Linked DNA regions of Homo sapiens: region 1 is linked to region 2. A link is a loop called in an ENCODE intact Hi-C map of the cell type or tissue named here. Cell type or tissue: HepG2. All regions are shown on one strand. Links, peaks and the distances in the headings refer to the core of each region. The heading gives the core; the rest is flanking DNA.

What was found. A loop is a pair of places that touch in the nucleus more often than their neighbours do. Peaks named below come from ENCODE experiments on the same cell type or tissue, not always from the same donor. Only the 100,000 strongest peaks of a DNase experiment are listed, where the experiment ranks them.
Region 1: it touches region 2 in a loop (5-fold over the local background); 6 of 110 quality-filtered maps call a loop at or near these places.

The regions. Positions count from the first base shown.
Region 1 is chr17:37,739,924-37,749,279 of GRCh38, forward strand. It overlaps HNF1B (HNF1 homeobox B), which reads right to left and starts at 5,136. Exons shown (of 9, transcript NM_000458.4): 1 at 4,618-5,136. The coding sequence starts at 4,961. RefSeq lists enhancers at 1,720-2,222, 2,223-2,727. In HepG2, for the core only: CTCF peaks have their summits at 4,491 (motif pointing left) and 5,785; DNase peaks (open chromatin) are centred at 3,078, 3,738, 4,088, 5,298 and 2 weaker places; H3K4me3 peaks cover 5,605 bases.
Region 2 is chr17:37,645,663-37,656,461 of GRCh38, forward strand. LOC105371756 (a long non-coding RNA gene) reads left to right here. Exons shown (of 2, transcript NR_188617.1): 2 at 4,893-6,158. Among named protein-coding and RNA genes, the nearest start is that of DDX52, 7.6 kb to the left of the region's middle. In HepG2, for the core only: a CTCF peak has its summit at 4,948 (motif pointing right); a DNase peak (open chromatin) is centred at 4,959.

The DNA of each region.
Region 1 (9,356 bases), core at 263-8,262, 93 kb after region 2:
AAAAAGAAAAGCTCTTGTTTTATTTAATTAATTAATTAATTTATTTATTATTATTTTTTTTGATGTGGAGTTTTGCTCTTGTCACCCAGGCTGGAGTGCAACGGCATCTTGGCTCACTGCAACCTCCACCAGGATCCTGGGTTCAAGCGATTCTCCTGCCTCAGCCTCCAGAGTAACTGGGATTATAGATGCCCAGCACCACACCCAGCTAAATTTTTTATTTTTAGTAGAGATGGGGTTTCACCATGTTGGCCAGGCTGGGCTCACACTCCTGACCTTAGGTGATCCATCTGCCTCGGCCTCCCAAAGTGCTGGGATTACAGACGTGAGCCACCGCGCCTGGCCATTTTATTTTGCTTTCCTCCATTTTCCTGCAATGTGGGAGATTTAAAAGGCAGGAGGCCCACTGGAAAGTGGGGATGCCTTTAGCTTGGGGCTGGACTCCCTGATCCTACAATGAAGTAGGGATAGCATCAGTTTCTGAATTTGCCCAATTTTAGCTTCAACCTCTCCTACATTATTTTCCTTTTGAATGGGTATCTCCATTTCTTATAAAACAGGGGTGAAATGTATGTGTTCACCTTCTAAGAAGCAAGGAGGATGTCTTAGCCAAATAGTAAATAATTTTCAGAGTTTTAGAAAAGTTTTCCAAAATACAATGTTGTATCTCCTTGGGACGGGAGGATCACACCACTGAGGTGAGGCAAGTAGTTAAAAAAAAAAAAAATCCACAGCTCCACCTTCCAGACAAAATCTACTGGGCTAATGGGGACAAATAACTTCAATTTCGGACATTAACAATTTTAGATGCTTGTTTTCCTGTATTATGTTTCTCATAAATTTTAAATACTGGATAAGAACATGGTTATACTTTTCATTTCTCATAAACACAGGTGTGTAAACTGCTAGTTTTAGCACCTTTGAATTTTATTTGTCTAGAATGGTTTCAACTTTGCCAATATCTTTTCTTGCTTATTGAACAGATGCTTTGAAAAGAGAGATATAATTTAAAACTAGAAATTAAAATAGTGTGCAGCACAGAACAAAAGTACTAAAGAAGCAATATATACATGTTTACTATTTATTTAATGCAGGTACATATTTAACTTACAAAAACCAGCACCCCATTACTGTATGTTGATATATATATTAGCTTGATAGAACAAGAAAAAAAACGGAAGGGAAAACTAGTTTCAGGTGAAACAAAAAAGAAAACGGTGTAGAGGCTGAAATAGATACAGCATTGCAACATAATAAGCAATTTTATTTCTAAATGGCGCCTTTAAATATGTCAAATAAAATTAATTCTGTTTAATGAATAAAAATCCAGTAATCGAACATATTTTATAAGCATTTGGGTAGTTGTGATTATTTTATTAAGACTTTGATATTAAACTCGTGAGAACACAGGCTTTGATAGAGATGTTTTTGAGAAATGCAAACTTTTTATATTAATTATATATAAGAACGAATTTCTCAAGTATTTACAAAGGTAATTTCCAAGTACACAATATGAGGAAGTAACAAGAAGAACAAAAAATGAGAAAACGAGTTACAGTTTCAAACGTGGAGAATTCACATTAAGAGGAAAATAATGTAATAAACGTTTTAGACATATCCTTGTAAACATCACAGATCATTTAAAAGTTTATTTCTGGTCAATATTTCCACCGATATTTTTAGGATGGAAAAATACTTTCAACGGCTACGAACAAGACTCCTCGAACCTTAGGGGAAAAATTGCATTTTAAAAGTGAATATTGCTTTAGCAAATTCTTCGGCTATTTTTCTTTTGTTTAAATGCCTTTACCTGTGTTCATTTTGTATGCCTAAGAAACCTAGAAAAATAGGGTACTGTTCTAAGTGGGAATGATTCTGTGGAAACAGTGAATTAGCCCAACAATTGGGGAGGGTTTAAAAAAAGCCCCCAAGAACCTTATAAATAATGGCAAAACCTTTTAAGTCCGACTTAAAAGAGTGAGGAGTAAGATGGCGCAGTTATACCTTCACAACCCTCTGACCCCAAAATTCACGTGTGTTCACCGGGAAGAGCCGGGAGAGCTGGTTATTTTTGTTTGTTTGTTTGAAAACACAGCTCAGGTTCAGAGGTTCCCTAACACCGAGAAAGGCACCGGTCCCGAAGAGGGCCTGCGGCCATTGTGTCCCAAGCGCAGGTGTCAAACGCCGGCCGCGGCGCCCGCAGGGTCCGTCCCGCACGCTCCTTCTCAAACAATGACTTTGCTGCCCACGAGCAGAGAAGCCTGGACTCCAGCGCAGTCCGCAGCGCGTTCGTTAAGGAGCCCAACTTCGGCTTCTTAGAATGCAGCCCACTTTCTAGACGCCCCCGGCGCACCTGCCTCGAGGCCGCGAGAAAGGCCAGCTCCGGCCGGGAGCCGGGGACCGGGAAGCGCGCAGTCCCGACCTTCCTCCCCTGCCTTTCTCTTCCAGGAGGTTTACTAGAACTCCGGGAACTCCAAAACGCGACTTTTCTTTCTCTTTGCTTTTCGTCTTAAGGGAACACGGTGGGCAAAAGAAGGGAGTGCGTGTGCCCGAGGCTTGGGAGCCCCCTGTGCAGTGACCTAGGAACCGCTAGCGATTTCTTGAAAAATTACTTTAATCAAGTCCGGCGCTCCCGGGAGCGGGGGAGGAAAGGCAGCACCCGCTCGGGACGGGAGAAAAAAGCCTCCAGGTCTGTCCCGCGTCTCCAACTCGGCGAGGGTCTCCGGCTCCCCAGTCCCTCTCCCTGCCCTGCTGGGGCCTGGGGCTTTGGGGAGGGAAGAGCGGGGCTGGGGTCTAAGGACCCTGGGCCGGGCCTGGCTCTCCGCCGGCCGGGCCTGCGGGTGTCGGCGACCCGGGGGCTCCGCGGGCGGCTCGGGCGCTCACAGAGCCCGCGTCCCGCGCCAGAGCGGTGAGGCCGCAGGGCCGCACGGGGCGCCTGGCTGGGTGCGCGCTGGGAGCGGCGAGCAGCCCCGCGCCCGCGTTTTGATCTCCTTCCCCCCTCTAAGCCGCGTTTACAACTTCACCAATGAATAACCCGCCTCTCTTTTCAACCTAATCACGGCTCTTTGTGTATCTTTCTGTTGATGATTTATAGAAATAAATTAATAACACCCCAACTCCACGTGCTGCAGTTTATGTTACGTCTCAGCTGCGGCCAGCCCGGCGCGGGGCTGGGTGCGGAGGGGCGCCCCAGGTCCTTCCAGCGCCGCGCTAGAAAGCGGGCGCCTGCGGCCGAGTGGGAGGGCCTAGGCCCTGTGGCCCCCGGTGGCCGGCGGTGGGAGCCTGGTTCATCCGCCAGGTCCTGAGCGACCTCCCCGGCAGCCCTGGCGCCCCAGCCGCTCCTAGGGGCCACTCTCTCGACCCCTCTTAGCCTCCGCGACTCACACCTTCCGCCTCGCGGAACTCTCTTGCAGGAGTTCTCTCCCGGTAGGGGAGAAATCACCTCCGGGCGGGAGAGCGACGAGGGAAGAACCTCAAACCTATGAATTATACCAAAGTGTGTTTGGGGAAAAAAAATCTACAAGTTCCCCTGATTGTTTTGGCTAGAGGGCAAACCGCCAGGCCCTCGGAGCACAAATTCAAATGCAAGGTCATATCCCACCCCAAACCGCCGCTGCGGACGTGCGGCCAAGGCTCAGCCCCGAAATCGCAGCGCTTCAGTGTCCGAAGCCACGCGATGGGCTCTGTCCTAAAGCGGAGTGGCCCGGGAGCGACGTGCTGTCTCAGGGAACCGCTCGGCTCCTTAGATAATTAGTAACCAGCTGTCAAAGTCTAGGGCGGTCGGGGAGGACCCACAAACGATCCCGGCCCTGGGGATACACTGCCAGCCGGCCTGAACTCCCGGGGAGAGGCCGGGGGTGGGCAGCGAGGTCTGGAAACGCCCTCCTTTCTCAGACTGAGACCAGATCCTCTGCGAACTGAGGTCTGAGACGCGTTCGCCCCCACACCACCGCGCTTGGTTTCTTTGGCCCCGCGCGTGTCCACCCGGACCCTGCATGGAACATGCCCTTTGCAAATCTAAACCCGCGTTGGGGATCCCGGATAATTCCGGGCCTTGCATGGGCGCGGCTAACAAGAGTGCCCACCAGGGAACTCGCCTCCCAGATCCCGGCTCCGGATGCCGCCTGTCCTTCGGCAAAGAACTGCAGGTCATCATGCAGGTCAATGTGTCCGAGGCCGACATGCGGCTTTCCAGACCCGAGGCAGGGCGCAGGAAAAATGCGCGGCCTGGGGCTTGCAGCGGCGCGAGGCTCTGCTCCCGGGAAGTCGCAGCGGTTTCACTGCACCCACTCGCACCTTCAGTCGCGTGGGCAAACCTCCCGGCAAAGGGCTCCACAGCTCCAGTTCTCCCCGGCCCAGCCCCAGCCCCGCGGGGAAAAGCCCTTGGGTCTCGGACGCTGGCCTGGGCCTGGGGAGAAGAAGCCCGGTGGGCCGCAGGGTCGTCCCGCTAAGGGATTGGGAAGGGTCCGGGTGTTGGGAGAGAAGCAGAGCGCCCCCCGGGGGACTTCTCTGGTGGGAAACGGGCTTGGCGAGTGTGGTCGGGCGCAGTGTCACTCAGGCCCGGGGCCGGGGCTCCAGGGGTTCGGGTGGGTCCCCTCCACCTCGCTCTGCGCCTACCTGAGCATCCGGTCCACCTCCGCCCGCTGCTCCGCCGCCTCCTCGGTGTTGAGCGCCTGCAGCTCCTTGAGGATGGGAGGTGTGTCATAGTCGTCGCCGTCCTCGGAGCCCTCGTCGCCGGACAAGCGGCCCTTGGCGTGGCCGTTGGTGAGAGTATGGAAGACCGGCTTGGTGTCGGGCTCGGCCCCGCTGCCAGGGGACAGGGGCAGCGTCTCCAGCTTCACCCCGAAGTTCGGGGATGGCAGCAACTCCTCCAAGGCCTGAACCAGCACCTCCTTGGTGACCCCGGAGCTCAGCAGGGCGCTCAGGAGTTCTTGCTGGAGCGACGTGAGCTTGGACACCATTTTCCAAGGACGGAAAAAGAAGGGGGTGAGGGGGTGGGTGGGTGCGAGAGAGGAGGGTGGAGGGGAGTTTCACAAGCAAACCCCAAATCCAGGAACCCCTCCACCCTTCAGCCTCCAGACACCTGTTACTCCCCGGGGTCCCGGAGGCTCCTCCGAAAGGAGTCAGAAAACTTCTAACTTGCCATGATCGCCACCATTAGGCCATATAAGATATGCAAATTAGTGGGAAGGGCCCAGCTTTCGGCTGGATGCAAATGATGGTGGGGAGGGGGAAACCCGGAGAGAGGGAGAGCCGGAGGGGCAGACCTGGAGAGCAGAAGACCTGGGCCGGGAGCGGGGCTTTGCCAGGGTCCATTGTACTCACGCTGGGGGGCTAGAGACCTTCTTTTACTGGTTCTGCTTATCAGCCAAACTTCACCTAACCTTTGGACTTGTTAAGCCAGTGCCTTGCAGCCTAGGCGCGGGGCTTTTCCACCGGTTCTCAGTTCCGCTTTAGTCCAGAGAGAAGACACTACGCTTCGGGGTTCAGGTGAGAGCCAGAGGAAGCTGGGGTGCTCGTGGAAGAAGGGGACGCAGGAGGAAGCGAAGAGTAGAGACCCTGGATGCGTCCCGGCCGACGCAGGTGGTGGGCCAGGAGAGCCCGCAGGGCGGAAGAGAAACTGACCACTTAGGAAGGGGCGCCGAGGCCACGGGGGAGGTGAGGCAGCGTTAGGTGTGGTGAGCATGCCCTGGAGGGACTCCATTTATTTCTACCTCGGTTACTACCTCCAGGCCCCAGAACCTCCCTGGCCTGGTCTGGCGGTTTGGGTTTGCAGAACTGCCCGCCAGAGAGCGTAGGCGAGGGTGAAGGAGTCCGGGAGAACTCTTGGAAAGAGACTACTTTATGGGTAGAGGGAGTAGCCAAAGTGAAGCTCCCCCAGCAGCTGGGCTGCACCGGCGCCCAGCCTGGCCACGCCACTGGGGAGCTGGACCCCTGGGGCTCCTCACTCTCCTGTTTAAACCCGGATGTCAAGGCGCCTCCGCCTTGGGGGAGGATGGTGAGGCAGAATGGTGAGGCACTAGGATGGTGAGGCACTAGGATGGTGAGGCACTAGGATGGTGAGGCAGTGAAAGCAAAGCTTGACCTGCAGCTGGGTGGACACTTGCAGCCGAGGGTCCCCCCGGCCCACTCATTTCTGGTTTATTCGTAGTTCCAGAACATCTGTGGTTCCCTGGGCCGGGGACGAGCTCTGTAGACGAGGTCACTGCAGCAGTGGCAGAAGTCTTGCACTCCTAGTACAGAAGGTGTCGACAGAGCTACTGAGGGAAAGATGTTTTTTTTCCCACTCTGGCCTGGGCCAGGTAGGAAGCCATAGGCCTTGCAGCACTATTGGAGTTTCACCTGCTTCCCCCCTGGTGACGGGCAGGAGGGGAGGGCGGCGGAAGCGCGCCCAAACCGGCAAGCTAGGACCTGACCTGTAGAAGAACAGGGAAAGGGGCTTCTTTGCTTCCACCACACACAGACCTAAAGCTTCTGGGGAGGAGCATAACGCTTCCCTTCTGGGAGCCTCAGTTTCCTCATCTGCAAAAAGAGGATACCACTGATAACCTTTTTTTGGGGGTTGTGTATATTGACTGAGGCCACTTGTGCAACCGCTTGGTCTAATAATAAAGTTCAACACTTTCTGGTCTGAGAAGACGGGAAGCCAGTTCCCAGTAGTAAAACTGAGTTACTCTGGAAACTTAGGGTATTCAGAATTGGTGATACAGTGCTGGGGTTGGAGGGATTGGGGGACTAGGGTTTCAGAATCAGCAGAAAAATTGCAAAGGAGTTTCTAAGCACATTTTCCTTCCTCTCCCACCCTTGAAAGATATCTAGGAGGAAGTAAGGTTAGGTTAGGGATAGAGAGGAATTTCAGCAGGAGGAGGAAGAGTCTAGCAGCTCTCATCTGCCTAGGGGCAGGATCTAATCTCCTAGGTGTGCAAGGGCTGATGGTGTAATTTATCAAGTCAGGCTGTTAAGGAGCTAGGATGCCTCTTAAATACAGGGTCTGCTACAGGTGCCTGGGCCACTTGTGCTGAGAGCCAGAAGGAAGCGGGATGGTTGTGTGCGTGTAGCCTGAGGAAAGTTTACACTGATCTCAGTCCCTCTTTCCCGGAGACAAGCAAATCCCAAATTCAGGAACCTCTCCATCCTTCAGCCTCCAGACACCCATTACTCCTCAGGGTGCCACAGGGAGTCATAACTTCATGAAAATGTTGGCTTTTCATTTCACCTTCTTTCCCTCTAGTTTGTTGTAATAGGTGCAAATCTTTGCTTCTCATAATTCTGCCCAATGGAAGAACATTCTCTGCCTACCCAGCTTGCCTCAAGAAGGATAATGAAGTGTTCAGAGTAAATGTCCCTGAAGAACAATCTCTTCGTCTGTCTCTCACTCGCTATCAGGATAGAAGCATCAAGTGTAATGAAGATCAGTTTCTGTGTTAAGCTGGGAAAACCCATTTAAAAAACAGCAATCACTTCTGTTGTAACAACAAAACTTTGATTGGCAGTTGCAGCTGCTGTGTGCCCCATCTGATTCCCAAGCCTCATTCTCTCTCAAAATTCAGGTGTCAGCAAACCCATTCTTCCCCACACCCCAGCTAACTATGTGAATGTGCAGGCAATTTCACACAGAGGATAGGACAAACTTCCTATGAGTGTCCAGGTATGTTTTCCAGGTAATCTGGCTATTCATATCTAGCAACTTCCTGTAATGCTCCTTCCTAGTCCTACCTTGTAATATGCCACTTTGTGCAATATAAGCGCTTATCAAGTAATTGTTCTGTACTATAGATCTTCAAACAGATTCACCAGTCCCTTCATATGGAAGTTTAAAAAGAGCTGTGTAAAGTAGACCAGCAGATAGTCTTTCAGAATGCAGTTCATAATGTTAAGTGAGCTATCTTGTAAAACTCTTCAGTTAAACTTCCCCCAAATAGAGGAAGACGGAGTAGGATTGAAATAACATCTGTTTATGCTTCACACAGAATAAAGTCGTGATGGACTGATATAATAACTCCATTTTAAAGATGGAAAAATAAGATATGGGAGAGTCTCAGGTTGCTTGTAGCCACCTCAGCAAATTAATGGAAGGGTTGAGGTTGGGGCTCAGAACTTTTGAGCAGGGTTTTAGGATGAAAGAGGAGGGTCTCTAGCTGTCATTGTTTTGAGGGATGAGAAGTTGAAAGAGGGATTCTGTGGGGGAGAGGTGGAGGATACCCAGCAGAGAATAGAGGGCAGGGTTTGGAGTAGTCAAACAGAACTAAACTTGAACCCAAGATCTGCTTCACCTGCTGTGTGACTTTTGGCATGTTACATAATCTTTCTGATCCTCAGTTTCCTCAGTGCAAAATGATAATGACACTCTACTGTGCCGGTGTGAAGATTAGGTGAGTTAGTAACCACAGGTTCCTAGAATATGGTGGGCTCTCACGTATTTAGAAAGAAGAGGCACATCTTGATAACATGCTGAGAACTGAGGCAACTGATGTCTTTAGGCTCTTATAGTCCCAGCATGTTTTTAAGAGCTACTGAATTTGAAGAGACCATATCAGTTTCATCTGCTCAAATTAGATGAATTTGCAGTTCATATCCCAAGGTTTGTTGTTCTTGTTTTTTATAGGACGTGCAATCCCTGGTATAAAATAAGTTGAAATCCAGTTGACTCATCATTCTATGAAGGTGTTCTGAGCACCATGCTGGTCATTCCACAGATTGGCAAATGTGGCTTCTGTGAACTCATCTCCCCTGGAACTTAGCAGCACAAGCGATATTTCTTTTCTGATTTGTGCATGCAATCTTTCCCCTACTTTTCACGGTTGCACTTCTTTGTTTACAGAAGAGATTCTGGTCATTTCCACCCCTGCCACTCCACTCTCCCAGCCTCTCTCATTGGTTCACAGAGTATCTAGAAGGCCTCAAAATAAAATCATCTCTAGAGTAAAACATAAATACCATCCTAACCTGTTCTGCAGGAGGTCAGGGGCCTTCTTGTTAGAGAGCAGTGTTGCAACCTGGAGAACATTCTAGACATCAGGGTCTGGAAAGAGCCTGAGGTTCTTCTTCTGGCTACAAAACCTCTTTCTGGGTGATTCATCTCCCCAAAAGTTTTGGTGAGCACCTTCTCTGGGTCTCTGATTCTACCTTTGAAAAATGGCTATTGGTCTGGATAACCATTTAGGTCCTCCAACTTTTTTTTATAATTTGAAATTCCTAAAAGGTCTTAAATTATTAGGGTGTCTACTTGCAGGCCTTCGGGCAGATGGGCCAAGAGCTCAGGCCAGACCTCTGTGTAGTAGTGGACATGAAGCCTTGACTAGCCACGAAAAAATATACCACAGAGAGCAAACCCTATGAGGGGCAGGCATCTTCTC
Region 2 (10,799 bases), core at 1,294-9,293:
TTTTTCTTTATGAGCTGATTTAGAACCTAATCCCTATGTAAGTGGTAACAAACCCATCTCCAAAAGCATGAGCATGAATGTGATCACTTAGAGAAAATGTGTGAATGGAGAAGAGAAGGGGACCCAGGACTGACCCTATGGTACTCTAATGCTTGGAGATGAGGTGGAGGAGGAGACACCTGTAAAACAAGAGTCTGAGAAGAAGCAAGTGAAGTAGAAAGCAAGCAGTGAGGTAGGAAGACCAGGAATTTGGTGTCACCAAAGCCAGACAGAAGTTTTAAGAAGGTAGTGATCAGCTATTTCAAAGGCTGTTGAGAGGCTGAAGACAGAAAAGATCACTGCATTTGGCAACGTGGAGGTCACTAGAGCCCCTGATAATGTCAGTTTCAGGGACATTGGTGAATAGAGATGATTGGTGAAGGTGGTGAAATGGAGATGGATGAAACCACTCTTCCAAAGATTTAGCTGAGCAGGATAGCAGAGAAGTGGGGTGGTAGCTATAGCCAGATGTGGATTCAAAGGAGGGTTTTGCTTTTGGTTTTTGATGTTTTTAAATATGAGTGCTAGGAGATGTTTGTAAATTATATGGGATGACCCAGTGGAAAGGTATAAATTGTTGCTGCAACAGAGAAGGGAGAATTATGAGATGGGGGTGGGATGAAATTTTGTCAGGGTGTGTTGGAGGGCTGAGAAGAGAAGTGGTGTGAAATAATATTCTCTAACAGTGGGAAAATGAACTTACTGAAGAAAGGCGGTAATAATTCTGGGCAATAAATGCCCATTTGAGGTTCAGGGCAATTAATGTAAAAGGAGACAAATTAGCATGATTCAGCCACTTAAATAAGGGTGTGAAGTGTATAGTGTTAGATTTGGCCAGGGTTAAACTTTTTCCAGGTTAATATCATGGAAGGTTATGGCAGAGTTCTGTCCTCCCCACTCCAACAAGAAAAGCACCTGAGATTGATAGTTCAATAGAAGTTTAGCCACCTAGGACCGAAGAAGGAAGAGGAAGCCACTAGGAATAATACTCTGTGTTATAGTAATAACTCAACTTGCTGCTTTCCGATCAGAGGAAAGAAGAATTATATTGAGTGTTGAATATGTACTATATTATTTACCTTCATAAGCATGGACTTGGAGTTAAATAGGGCTGAGTTTAAATTCTCCCAGCCTCTTCACCTATTAGCTGTGATTTGTGATTTGGTCACATTAATCTTTCTGGGACTAATTTCTTTGTTTGTAAAATGAGGATCATGATAGCTACTTTGGAATCGTTCTGAAGATTAAGCTAGGCTCATAGGCAGTGGTGTGTAGTGGAAGGAGTGTAGGTTTGGGGCATCAGAAATACTTAATGTTTGAGTCCAATTGTGTCATTTAGTAATTTGATAATCTTAAATGAGTTATTTCACTGGTCTGTGCCTCAGTTTCCTTGTTGGTAAAATAGTGATTATAGGATTATAATATCTACCTTGAGGTTAGGAGTAGCATAACTTTTCACCACACAGGGCTCAAAATGGTTGAGATGGGTCAGAATACTAGATATGTATAAAATCCTTATATATATATATATAGATAGATAGATATATAGATATATAGATATATATATTCTGTAGTTATTGTATAAAGCATTTGGAACAAAATCTCACACATAGTAGGTTCTTAAGCAATAGTAGTTCTTTCCCATCTTTCAGTTCTTCCTTCTAGAGCAATAGTTCTTGACCCTAACCACACAATAGAATCTTCTGAAGAACTTATGAAACAAGTGACCAAGTGCAGTGGCTCACACCTATAATCCCAGCACTTTGGGAGGCCAAGGCAGGAGGATTGCTTCAGGCCAGGAATTCAAGACCAGCCTGGGCAACATAGGGAGACCCCATTTCTACCAAACAATTTTTAAAAAATTAGCCAAGTGTGGTGGTGTACCCGTAGTCCCAGCTACTAGGGAGGCTGAGCTGGGAAGATCAATTGAGCCTGGGAGGTCGAGGTTGCAATGAGCCATGGTCACACCACTAGACTCCAGCCTGGGCAACAGAGCAAGACCCTGCCTCAAAACAAACAAACAAAAGAAAACTGATTCCCACCCCCAGAAATTCTGGTTTAATTGTTCTATACTGGTTCCCTAGCCTGTAATTTTTGAAAGCTTCTCAAGTGATTCTAATTGTAGTCAACATTAAGAATCCACCTGCTGGAATTATATTTCTGAAGCCCAAATGTGGACCATGTTGCTTCTCTGCTTAAAAACCTCTCTTGATTCCCCATTGTCTGCTGAATGTAGTCTGAACTATAACTTGTATGTCAGTCCCTAAGCAGTGGGTCTCAACATTTTATCTGCTTCAGCATTCTCAAGAAATATGACTCCCTGCCATAAACAGCTTCAGCTTGGGTTCAACTCTCAGTCCTATCACTTAACCAGCTGTGTGGTTACGTATCCTCTCTAAGCTTTAGTTTTCTCACCTCATTTCAGCTTTGCTTCCAACTCAGAAACTTTGTACTTATTTTTTTTTTCTTCTTGGAATGTCCTCTGTTCCTTTCCTCCATGGATAACTCCTTATATTCTTCAATACTCAGTTTACATGTCCTCTCCTGAGTGAAACTTACCCTGAATGTCCCCTCCTTGACATAGTCCATCTTTCTTCGAGTTCTCATGCCACTTCATAAGTACCTCTATTTTAGCTCTTTTCCTATAGCATTGAAATGATATTTCCATGTATGTCCACAGACTTTGAGCTTTTTGAGGGCTGTTCCTACATCTCATTTATCTTCATATTGTTTGCTTCTCATGGAGTCTGTTTCACAGTAAGTGGTCAGTAATCTTGTCCAATTAATGAAGTGAAATGAAATAGACAAAGATCCCTGAAACTGCCAACCTCAATGAATTTTGGAATGGACCTTATGTTTTTTGCTTGGTGCTTTGTGATAAATTTTAGATGAATGAATGAAAGAAGACAAATAGAAACTGTTAGACTTAGACCATTTCATACCCTCACAATGTCCAGCTGACTCATTAAAGGACCATTTCCTCCTGGGGAAAAAACGAAACAAAACAACTTAAAAGCATTGTCAACAAAAGTGGTGAGGAAACTGAATCATGGTTTTGTATAACTGGAATTTCTCTAAAAACCAGTACGGTCTGACTGGTAGACACACATGGTTTCTCAGCTGTAGCAAGTGAGAACACAAAGTCTGTATAACACTGCAGTGGAAAAGCTATTTGGGATAACTTGTTGTGAATAGAGTGATCACTCTATGTCCTAAGAGTATGTTTTTGAAAACTTTTTCTCCACTCCTTGTTTATCATTCAACAAACTTGGTGGTGGTTGTTTTTACAGTGTTTCTGGCATGGACTAGGGCTTAGGGATCCAAAAATGAACTAGACACAGTCCTTGGTCTCAAGTAGCTTTGAGTTTGCAAGGGACAGAGAACTGTTTGCAAACAGAGCAAGGAAATTCTCTAGGCACTGCAGTATAAGTGTAGGAAGTGAGGGAGTAAGGGTGGCAGGATGGAGTGGGCTTTGTGGAAAGTTAGAAAAGACTTTATAGAGAAGACAAAGCTGGCATAGCCTTAACAAATAAAGTGTTGACCAATTAGAAAACACAGGTAAAAGTATTTAAGTAGAGAGGAGAGCAGCGCAACAAATGTAAAGAGGGATGAAACACGCTGTTGTGTTTGGGGAACTACTAGTGGCTCAACAAAGCTGGAAGTGGATGCTGCAGCAAGAATTGGAGCTGGACAGGTAGGTAGGGACCAGCTTGTGACGGGCCTTTTGTATATACTGAGGACTTTGAACCTGATATTGTAGGCACTGAGAGCCATTAGAGGATGTTAAGCCACTGATATAAAGTTTTTAATTTAATATTTATTTATTTAGAGACAGGGTCTCACCCTGTCATCCAGGCTGCAGTGCAGTGGTGCAATCGTAGCTCACTGCAGCCTTGCCCTCCCCAGGCTCAGGTGATCCTCCCACCTCAGCCTCCCTAGTAGCTGGGACTACAGGCATGCACCACCATGCCCAGCTAATTTTTACATTTTTTGTAGGGATGGGGTTTCGCCATGTTGCCTAGGCTGGTCTTGAACTCCTGGGCTCAAGCAATCCACCTGCCTCGGCCTCCCAACGTGCTGGGATGACAGGCATGAGCCACTGTGCCTGGCAGTTTTTAATTTTAAAACATCACTTTAGCAGCAACACAGAAGAGAGGCAAGTTGGAGTCAGGGAGACCAGGACAATATTGAAATAGCAGTCTAGTGAGGAAAGAAGGCAGTGGCTGTAGGAAGGAAGAGGAGAAAGGAGCGGATCTAAAGGACATTAAGGAGGTAAAGTGACTGGATGTGGGAGGATAGCAGGAGAGGGAGAAACTTAAAATAACTCCCGGGTCTCAAACTTAGGTGACTGAGTAGGGGTGAGCCTTTTCACGGAAAGGGAGAATACTGAAGGGCTAGGTTTGTGTGAGGACTATATATTCATAGTAAGTTTAATTCTGAATACGTTGAGTTTGAGATTTTTGTGGGACATTTGAATGAAGTTTCTAATGGTTATTTGAAAGTAGGAATTATTATTTCTTTGCAACGGGAGCTAGGAACTTTTGAACTGTAACTTCAGGATCTTAATTTAAAAGTGAGTTGAGGAGAGGGTGATTGGCTATGGATAACATCCGGAAGCCATTCCCACAGTGAGACAAAAACCTTGCTTTCCCCGAGGCTGAGTTTCCAGCTTCAAATTCTCAAGATTTACCAATAGTCTAGTACTTTAGAAATCCAAATCAAGTACTCAAGAAATCCAAATTCTTACAGTTTTTTTTTTTTTTTTTTTTTTTTTTGCCACCAATAGTCAACAGAGTGTACTTTTAGGCTACAATGCAATGTAAGTGTAACTACTCAAATATTCTTTTAATTAGGACAGAATTGAAGTAAATAGCGCAAGGACCAATGCTGACCTCACGGTGGCACTCCAGTCTTCGAATAAAGGGCTCTCTGGACTCATCTTATTGACCTCCAAATGGACAGTCCACATTGAAGTGAAGAGTTGACATGAACTCTGGGCCCATAGACCCCACAGTTTAATTTCCTGAAGAGAATCTACCAAGGACTTTGCTTTTCTGTTTTTAAATCAGCTCTGACGTAAGGCTGGATCAATAGAATAGGTGTCAAGTATGCCCGAATGTCTCCATCCGTAAAAAATTTCATCAGGGTTCAAAAGTAACCAAAATAATTTCACCATTATTATTTATTAATGGATACCATTTATTGAATGCCTGCTATGTGCCACATTGGGTTCAGGGTACTTTTCATATTATATGAGCTCATTGAACTCACAATAGCTCTATGAGGTTGATACTACAGTGTTCTCATTTTTCTGAGAAGAAACTAGGGCTCAGAGACATTAAGTAGCTTGCCTCTCACATCATATAGGTAGTAAGTGGCCATACTTGGTTTTGAACCCAATCTGTGTGATCCCCAAACTTGCGCTCTTTAAACAAGGCTGCATTGCCTCTTATTATTGATGCCAAGATAAAAGCAGCAATTAATGAAACTTGGTTTTCTTCAGGTATAGACTGTTTGGCATGAGGTGGTTTAAATAATATCATATTTAAGGAGATCTATTGCGGGCCCCTATTGTGAATTTGTGTCCTCTTCATGAAACTCTTTGCCACATATGAGAAACAGGATATTTACATAGTCACAAAGTGTGTCCCACAAGGTATTGATTAGTTACGAAGAGAAAAATTGAAAATTTACAGTGGAGCAACCTGGAAGATACCATGTGAATGAAATGGTCACAGTATAAATGGTAACATAAAAGTGGTAAAATATCAATATGTACACCATGGTCATATTCTTTTGCTTTTATTGTGGAAGAGACAAAGGGACAAGGGAGGATTTGCTGACACTGGTCAGGAGTGGAGTAGAGGACTAATTCCTATCTTTGATCTCCATCTGTGAAAGCCCAGATCGCACAAAGATTTCCAAATGAAATATTTACATTTCTAAGGGGTAGAGAATTATTCGTGAATCCTAGACAATATACAAGGGAAGGCTCCCAAAAGAAAGATACAAATAATAAAATTCTAGAATAATGTTATAGTACTGATTGTAGGCTATGGGGAGTGGGAGTTGGTTGTCCTACTAATAAAATGCTTAATCAAGAGTGTATGATTTGTAAATCATATTTGTTAAGCATTTTTTAATGCCTTACAGACTTCAAAGCCCTAAAACTTTTCTGCATCTCTAGGGGTTAATATCAGCATTTTGTATATTCTCAGCTTGAGATAATTACCAATCTGCCTATTTTTTAAAAGAACTGTCTTTTAGTGAGAAGGATAAGATGTCTGGAGAAGCTTTTTGTTCAACATGTCAGTATTTGCATGATTTACAGTGTAATTAACCAGGCCCTGTAGCACAGGCAGACCGGCTCCCTTCACTATTTATCATGTTTCCAGCAACTTCAGATCATCACCTCTGCTGGGAGGAAATACGTCCTTCTTAGAGATGTGAAAATATATCCCCAACCATTCCCACAGGCAGAATGTGATCTATCCTTATGTATCTATTATTTCTCATATCTAAGGGCTCTTCCCCCTACCCCATTATTTTTATACAGCATTACTCTCAGAACTAAACTAGTTAAATAAATATAAGGCCAGGCATGGTACCTCACACCTGTTATCCCAGCACTTGACGAGAGTCTGAGGCGGGTGGATCACTTTGAGCTCAGGAGTTTGAGACCAGCCTGGGCAAGATGACAAAACCCTGTCTCTACTAAAAATCCAAAAATTAGCCAGGTGTTTTGACGCGTGCCTGTAATCCCAGCTACTCGGGAGGCTGAGGCAGGAGAATCGCTTGACCCCGGGAGGTGGGGATTGCAGTGAGCTGAGATTGTGCCACTGCACTCCAGCCTGGGTGACACAGCAACACTCCATCTCAAAAATAAAAAATAATAAATAAATAAATACAAAATCTAATACTACTTAGGAATAATTTTGTTATTCAATTGCTTATAGTCACCAGCACATATTCGTTAAGGTATAATTGTGCTGTGTAAAAGACAAAGTCTGGTGACTCAAAATCTAAAACAAAACACCTATATAGACAAATAATATTATTACAAAACTACTTTAAATCTCTATATTAAAACATTATAGGTTTCAAAAAAACTTCAAATGTGTTTACTTTTGGCCCAGTAATCATTTTAAGAATTTATCCTGAATATACACCTACGGCAATATGAAAATACATACGCACAAGTTTATGTATTGCAGCATTGTTTGTATTTGGGAAATAATTGAGAAAATCTAAATTCCCATATGGTTCTCTAGCAAGCAGACTCAGAAAAAAATAGTCTCCTGTGGAGGAGAGTGGTTGAATAAACTACAGTACAAGTACATAATAGAGTACTATAAATCTATAAAAAAGAATGAGGGGCCAGGTGCAGTGGCTCACGCCTGTAATCCCAGCACTGTGGAAGGCTGAGGCAGGTGGATCACCTGAGGTCAGGAGTTCGAGACCAGCCTGGTTAACATGGTGAAACCTCATCTCTACTAAAAATACAAAAATTAGCTGGGCATGGTGGTGCATGCCTGTAATCCCAGCTACTTGGGAGGCTGAGGCAGGAGAATTGCTTGAACCCAGGAGGCAGAGGTTGCATAGCTGAGATTGCACCACTGCACTCCAACCTGGGCGACAGAGCAAGACTCTGTCTCAAAAAAAAAAAAAAATGAAGATGTCTGTGAACCAATATAGAATGATTTCTAGGATATATTATTTAGTGAAAAAGGTAGAGTACAAAACAGTATCTATAGTATGCTACTTTTTGTGTAAAAAAAAAAAAAAAGGAGTGAGAAAACATACATGTGTCTGCTTTTTTGACCAAAAAAGAAAACCGGGAAGGATAAATTAGAAAGTAATGAGATTGGTTACCTACAGGAAGTGGGTGGAAATGAGGAGGAAAGGGTGAGGAGGCTGGGGACTGAGTGGAGGGGATGGGGACTGACAGTTTTCTTGAATATTTCTTTTTGTATGGGTCTACTTTTGGAACCATGTTAATGTTCATATACTAAAACACACATACACACACACACACAAATGGGGAGGGAAATCCTAAAATGGAATACAAACAAATCAACCTAACAGTTTCAAGTGAATAATATAATCACCCTGAAGAGCGGGTATGTTGGTGGGGGGACTAACCCAATCCAAGCAACTGCAGAATATAATTTTTTTTTTTTAACTGTGTACTCTCAGACTAAAGACTAAATGAACTGCAAATGAATATTAAATTTTAGTTACTTTTTTTTTTGCACTAGAGGGTGTCTTTTGGTAGCAGTTCTAAAACTACTTCTGTGTATTCTGGAATTGGGCAAATAAGTACATTTATTATAGATAATGGAATTCATTTTCCTCACAGAGAGAAGAGAGTTACAAATTAGAACAGGACAAAAGTAGAATGAATCGTATAGTGTTGGATTAGACTTGGAATGACAGTATAAAACTCATGTTTTTTAAGAAAGGTATGAGAATGTTTTTATTGTGTACATATAATCATATATATATGCATGTATATATTCCCTGGCTCTATTCACTGAGAAATCCCAGACACAATGACACCCCAAGAGCAATGAGCACACCTGTCACTTAAATCATGATTTCTAATTTTGTTCACTATTTAAAGGAACCAGAGCTCCTTGAGGATTTGGCCAATTCCAGGGAGGCTAGGGCTGGGGACGTACAGGATGAGCCTTGCACATTTTATTAAGCTAGTAAGTTAGAAAGTACTTTAAAAATATAGGATCAGGCATCTCAAAATGTCCAAGAGTTATCCTGAAGGGATTGCTGCTGGCCAAATCTGGAAGAATTAAGCATAAAAATAAATAATGATAGTAATGTATTATAACTCATTGAATAACATGTGGGCATATAAATAAGAGTAAATAAATGTGGGAGAAGGAAAAGTGAGTCCTTATTGTACAATATCAACTAATAAATGTAGAAGGAATAATGGAATTAGGAAATCACTATCTAGCAACCATCGTGGTAATAATTGAATCATCGATGGATAGGAAAACTAGCAGGTCAAGTTTGGTTGAGAAATGGGATATTTACATAGTCACAAAGTATGTCCCCCCCACAAGATATGTATTAATTATAAGGAGAAAAATTATAAATTTAGAGTGGAGAAATATGTCAGATACTATGTTAGCGAAATGACCAAAATGATAAAGCAAACGTGGTAAAATAGCAATATTTAGGAAATTGGGTGAAGAATATACAGGAATTTTTTTGTACAATTTCTATACCTTTTCTGTAAGTCTGAAATTAAGAAATAAAAAGAAAGAGATAAGTAAAACACTTTTAAGGATTACTAAGCTATAGGAAGATAAAGGCTGTAATCAATGTGTAGCAAGTAAATTCTGCTCACCTTCCTAGCAGAACAGCTTATAGAAGGTCTTAGTTGGGGTGTGGGGAGTGAGAAGAGGGCAAATACCTTATTAGATGCTTCTTTAAACGCAATTTTTATTTTATTTTTTGAGCTAGGGTCTTGCTCTGTTGCCAGGCTGGAGTACAATGTTACAATCATAGCTCACTGCAGCCTCGACCTCTTCGGTGCAGGCAATCCTGCTACCTCAGCCTACCAAGTAGCTTGGACTGTCATCACCCACCACTACACCTGGCTAATTACTTTTATTTTTATTTTGTAGAGATGGTGTCTCTTTATGTTGCCCAGGCTGGTCTTGAACTCCTGGCCTCAAGCAGTCTTCCCACCTCGACCTCCCAAAATGCTGGGATTACAAGTGTGAGCCACCACCCTTGGCATGAACACAATTTTTTAAAATTGTTTTTTCAAATGAAAGACTTTTGAAGTTTTTTTTTTTTAAACTCTGTAATAGAAATTCTGGGTTTCTAGTTTTTAAAAAAAATAGAATGAAAATTTTAATCCCAGAAGACCTAAAAATTTAAGAGAGCAAAAAATAAAGAAATAGAGTAATTTCTGTTCTCTTCCCAGATAGTAAATTTAAATAAAAACTTCTGATTATGGCTGGGCACCGTGGCTCACGCCTGTAATCCCAGCATTTCGGGAGGCCGAGGTGGTTGGATCACGAGGTCAGGAGATCGAGACCATCCTGGCTAACACGGTGAAACCCCATCTCTACTAAAAATACAAAAAATTAGCCAGGCATGGTGGTGGGCGCCTGTAGTCCCAGCTACTCTGGAGGCTGAGGCAGGAGAATGGCGTGAACCCAAGGAGGCGGAGCTTGCAGTGAGCCGAGATAGCACCGCTGCACTCCAGCCTGGGCGACAGAGGGAGATTCTGTCTCAAAAAAACAAAACAAAACAAAAACAACTTCTGATTATGTTGGCAGTTATAAAGTTTTAATGTTACTGATACAGATGTACTTCAAAACTCTTTTATCGATCACATAGAAGTGAGTGTTAAGATCATTGACGAGAACTGTCCTAGGTAATGAGGTGGTAATATTACTACTAATACAAGGTGCCTATACTATTCCGAATACTTTTTGTAAATTAACTCATTCAATCTCACTGCAACCCTATGTTGTAAATACTATTATTAGACTCATTTTATACTTGAAAAAACCAAGGTTCCCAAACTTTCTTGGTAACTGTGCTCCTAGAGTCTCAGTAATTTTTTCACAACTCAGGCTCAAAGAAATACTTAATAATTCCATTGATTAAGTTAAGCCCAAATATCTTAATATATATTTATGATTTTACAACTTAGTAGCCATTTGAAAAAATAATACATATAAAACATTTTTTATTTTTTTGAGAGAGTCTCACTCTGTTGC